2 separate regions of the Homo sapiens genome follow, and region 1 is linked to region 2. A link is an interaction called in ENCODE POLR2A ChIA-PET data of the cell type or tissue named here. Cell type or tissue: CD4-positive, alpha-beta T cell. All regions are shown on one strand.

Region 1 (2,500 bases), 62 kb after region 2:
TCAGGTGAACAAAGAGGAGATGGAGAAGACGTCAGCACTTCTTGGGGTAAGTTATTATTCCAGATGGTTTGTACTGGCCATCTCTTTCCTGCATGAGATAGTTGTTCCCAGTGGCAGGTCTAGAGTAGATTCTCCTTTTCTTCTCTTCCTTGTTTGGTGTTGACAGTGTTTCTCCCTCTTTCTGACGCCTGCAGGGGAGAACCAAGCATTGAAAAGACCTAAACAGCATCTAGTGCGTGTGTGTCCGGGGAGTTCTTTAATGGCTCCTCAGGATCCTCCTCAAAAGTTACGTTTTTCTTACAGGGACATTGTCCCCTGTAGTTTGGTGAAGGAATTCTTGGGTTTCTTGAAAAACAAAAATACAGAGATGTGTAAAGATGCATGAAAAAATACTTAAAAATGCTCTACTTCAGTTTTCTTAAGAAAACACATGTAGGTGGAGAGTGGGAAAATAGACACAGAGACTGGGAAGGGTGAGCAGTGGCGGGGCGGGGCAAAGATGAAGAGAAGCAGGCTAAAGGGTGCAAACATACAGTAAAATAAAAGAAATAAATTCAGTGTTTGATAGCAGCGTAGGATGACTGTACTTAACAAAAAGGTATTGAACTTGAATGATGGGTGCTCTGAATACCCTGACGTGACCACCACACATTATATACACGTAATACATTTTCTCATGTACCTCATACATCTGCACAAATTTTTAAAAAGGCTAAAGCACATGCCAGGAGCATCTTTAAAATAAAATGTTTAAAGGAAACCCCAATATAACCATCACCTGGTTCAAAGCACAGACTTTCCAGAGTCCTGTGTGCTTTCCCTATCAGAACCCCTTTCTTGCTGCCAAAAGTAACTGCAACCCTGACTTTTGTAGCCTTTTCATCGTTGCTTTTCTTTCTAGCTTTCCCACTTCAAAGCCTAAGCAATGTAGTTTAGCTTTGCTTTTGAACTGTAAGTAAACAGTGACTTACGTGTGGCCTTTTACCCAGCCTTCTACATCTCAGCTCCACCTGTGTTTCTGTGTGTCACTCAGTGCTGTGGAGTTTCCCGCTGTGGACTGTGCTGCCCTTGGTGTCTCTGTCCCACTGCCGATAGGCGTGTGGTTGTTTCCAAGTGGCAGTCGTTACAAACCACGCTGTACCTCTGAGTGCATTCCCTGTGCCTGTGGGCACAGGTTTCTGTGGGCTGTGAGGTGACTAGTGCTGCTGGGACACAGGGAAGCTGTTGCTTAGTTTTATTCAATAATGCCCAATGGCTTCCCAGAGTCTCACCCATGAGAATGCATACGGGATCCCATTCTTGCACATCCTCACTTCCCCTGGGTGCATCAGACTTTTACATTGTAGCCATTTTGGTGAGGCTATAATGATATCTCATTATGAGTTTTGTTTCTATTTTCCTGATTACTAATGTCAACCAAGAAGAGGTGAAAGAGCAGACTGCAAAGCAGTTAGACAAGGCATTCCTGGGGTCTTAGAAACTGCAATTCAGGAGACACAGGTTCAGCTAAAGGCCAATAAGTGTTCTGAAGAGAGGAAGGGGAGTTGAGATTTTTAAAAGGAAGCTAAGGGCGAATACACAGTTGTTGTGAAAGAATTATCATTGTTGGAGGCGGTTGGCTTAGTACATGAGTCCGTTGAGCTCATTGGTTGTCGCTCTTCAGAAGGTGCAGCACTGGCAAAATCTAGCTGTTTTCCAGGATGTTGTGGTCATTGCAGTTGAGCCCAGTTCAGAGGTTCAATTCAAGTTCCTGTTTTTTGTTTTTGTTTTTGTTTTTCAGCATTTCAGGTCATGCAGGCAGTCCTTAGAATGGCTCCCTGACTCTACTTTAGAGCTCTGGACCAGAGTGATATCATTTTTGTATGTCACATTTCACATTAGTGGGATCGATTAGCTTTTCATAGCATCATTAGCTTTTAGGAATTTCTTTTTGTAAAGGATCTGCTCAAGTCTTTTGCCCATTTTTATATTTTTTCTTACTGATGTATAGGATATCCTGATGTATTCTGGATACAAGCCTGTTTCCTATACTTTCTACCTCTGTCTTGTTCTATGTGATGTTGGATCCCTTTTCTAGTCTTAATATTGTTGGAGAATTGATTCTTTCTTTCCCATTATTTTTACTACTTTAAGTTTGTTTTCTTACCTTTGGGGGAGGATGCTTCTATGAGCCTAGGTATTTCACCATGAGGCAAAATATGTTTATTTTTATTTTTATTTTTTTGTAGAGATGAGGTCTCACTATGTTGCCCAGGCTGGGCTCAAACTCCTGGGCTCAAGACACCCACCTGCCTCGGCCTCCCAAAGTGCTGGGATCACCGGTGTGAACCACCGTGCCTGGCCAAAGTGTGTATTTTTATGCTTATTTTGATAAATTATAGGTTATTTATTACTCTTTTAAGAGCTTTCTTTGGGAATTTTGTGTGTATGTGTTTGTTTGTTGAGACAGTGTCTCACTGTCACACAGGCTGCAGTGCAATGGCACAGTTATAACTCACTG
Region 2 (2,500 bases):
ATATGTTTTTCAGATAGTTTTGATGAGTGTGCACAGAAATTTAAAAATGTATATAATTTTTCAGACACAAAAGAATATGTAATGTTTATACTAGTGTTAAAAAATAAATAAAACCGCCTCTGTATTTTTTTTTCACTCATCTTAGCAAACACAGGATTGCCTTTATAGCTTTAAAATCCTCTGTGTACACTTAATGGTACATGCTCCTCCTAATATAATTCCTCTCTCATCCTCAAAGAGTGACTACCATGCTTAATTTGTTCATTATTTTCTTGCTTTTATGTATAGTTTTATTACGCACACACATACACACATATATATATATTCCTAGACTGTGTATTTAGTTTTATATGTCGTTGAACTTTATGTGCTGTTATTATACTGGTGGTGGTATACCAAAGGCATGTATATTGAAGGTATGTATCCTTCAATGACTTGCTTGCTTTTTCAATGGCTTAATATGTTTTTGAGACTCACTCATGTTGATACACGTAAAGCTATATAGTTCATTCATAGTTTTCTCTTTTGTATAGTTAGTATTCCATTATATGATATTCCACAATGAAATTATCTGTTAGATTGACAGACATTTAGGTTATTTACAGTTTTTGTTACTATAGATCATACTGCTATGATGGTCTTATATGTCTCACAGCTGCACAATTCCAGTTTCTCCACATCTTTGCCAACACTTGTTATTTCCTGTGGTTTTTAAAACAGTAGCCATCCCAACGGGTGTGAAGTGGTATCTGTGATTTGTTTTTTGAAAGGTCTCCCATTACTGATTTTTGTCTTCTTGATCTATTGAGAATTGTGTAAAAATTTCCACTGCGATGGTGGATTTAAAAATTTCCACTGCGATGGTGGATTTGAAAATTTCTCCACATAGGCTGGGTGCGGTGGCTCACGCCTATAATCCCAGCACTTTGGGAGGCTGAGGCGGGTGGATCACAAGGTCAGGAGTTCAAGACCAGCCTGGCCAAGGTGGTGAAACCCCATCTCTACTAAAAATACAAAAATTAGCCGGGCGTGGTGGCGGGTGACTGTAATCCCAGCTACTTGGGAGGCTGACACAGGAGAATCCCTTGAACCCGGGAGGCAAAGTTTGCAGTGAGTCAAGATCGCGCCACTGCACTCCAGCCTGGGCGACAGAGCAAGACTTGGTGTCAAAAAAGAAGAAAATTTCTCCATGTAGTTGTATATCATTTTTTTCTCTATGTATTTTGAGTCTATTTTATAAGTTATATCCAGGTTTAAAGTTGCAGTGAATAATTATCCTGGTCGTTTTAAATTGCAGTGAATCAAAGCATTTAGCATTACATAATGACTATTCCTGGTGATGCTTTTTCTCTTGATATTGTTTTGTCTAATATTAATATTCCTTTGCCATTTTTCTTTTGCTTAGTAATGTAAGGCATATAGTTTTCTTTTCTTTACACTTTTCCAGTAAGTTTTTGTTATTAGTTAAGTCCTGATTCACGGACCCAGGGTAGGGATCATCATGTACCCAGGTCCCCGTTTACCACCCTGGGAGAAGGATGGAGAACAGAGGAAAGGTGGGGTGGAGCCAGTTCTGATTTTCCCAGGAAACGTGCCTTTGTCCCAGGTCAAGACCAAGGATATGGGGCAGAGGGACTTGCACACATGCCAGTACCATTTGCACACAGAGACATCACCCCCTTTAGCAGTCATTGCCGTCTTGGAGTGGTAGAAGTCCAGGTAGTTTTGCCAGCAGTTCATGTTCTGGTTCTAGTTGACAAAGTGGCTGTCAAATGGGACAGTCCTGTAGTTCTTAATTTTGACCTTCATGTCTTCTGCCATGGTGCTAACTTCTAAAGACCCTCAGCAAAGACCATAGTTTTGTTTTTACTTAGCATGATGAAATAAACATTTTTACTCTCTAAATAGTTTTCTTAACTTTTAATGTTAACTATACTGTCTTGATTTAATTACTGTGCCATCAATTTTGTAGCTGGTTATTGTTACTGGGTATTTTGATAGTCTTCTTTTTTTTCTTTTGTTTGCTCTTGAACAATATCATATGTATCTTTGTGTATATAGCTTTTTGTTGTTGGATACTTTCATCTGGATACATTCTTGGAAATAGGGTCATTGGGGTTTTTTGTGCCAGGGTGGTATATACACTTTTTTTTGCCTTTGATATGGCCAGATTGCTTTTTAAAGGAGTTTATAATGCTACCAGCACTATATAAGTGTCTACTAGACACCATTGACCATATGGCACGCCATCATTTTATGAATTGCCAAAAAAGAAAAACTCTTAGTTAAACCAACACAATGTTTTCTTATTAAGAATTTTTGTTTTTCATACTTACTAGAAAAGATCTTTTTAGATGTAGGTAGACATAGATTTTTATCATACCACTCTTGGGCATATGTTAAAAGGAAAAAAATAAGTCAATTTAAATGGTTAGGGTAGTTCTAAAGCATCACATTTCAATGTTCAATTCTTCTGTTATTTTTTGACTCAGAGTTGTCT

Evidence for each region. ChIA-PET counts read pairs that join two places held together with the same protein. Peaks named below come from ENCODE experiments on the same cell type or tissue, not always from the same donor. Only the 100,000 strongest peaks of a DNase experiment are listed, where the experiment ranks them.
Region 1: POLR2A ChIA-PET joins it to region 2 with 5 read pairs; 3 of 35 experiments call an interaction of 5 or more read pairs at or near these places.

Annotation. Positions count from the first base shown.
Region 1 is chr4:2,171,501-2,174,000 of GRCh38, reverse strand. It overlaps POLN (DNA polymerase nu), which reads left to right. Exons shown (of 26, transcript NM_181808.4): 11 at 1-46. Among named protein-coding and RNA genes, the nearest start is that of HAUS3, 69 kb to the left of the region's middle. RefSeq lists an enhancer at 1-556. In CD4-positive, alpha-beta T cell, no CTCF peak of the experiment used is centred here; a DNase peak (open chromatin) is centred at 1,000.
Region 2 is chr4:2,233,572-2,236,071 of GRCh38, reverse strand. All of the region lies in intron 2 of POLN (DNA polymerase nu), which reads left to right. The region is part of intron 5 of HAUS3 (HAUS augmin like complex subunit 3); the gene reads left to right. It also overlaps the pseudogene COX6B1P5. Among named protein-coding and RNA genes, the nearest start is that of HAUS3, 7.3 kb to the left of the region's middle. In CD4-positive, alpha-beta T cell, no CTCF peak of the experiment used is centred here; no DNase peak of the experiment used is centred here.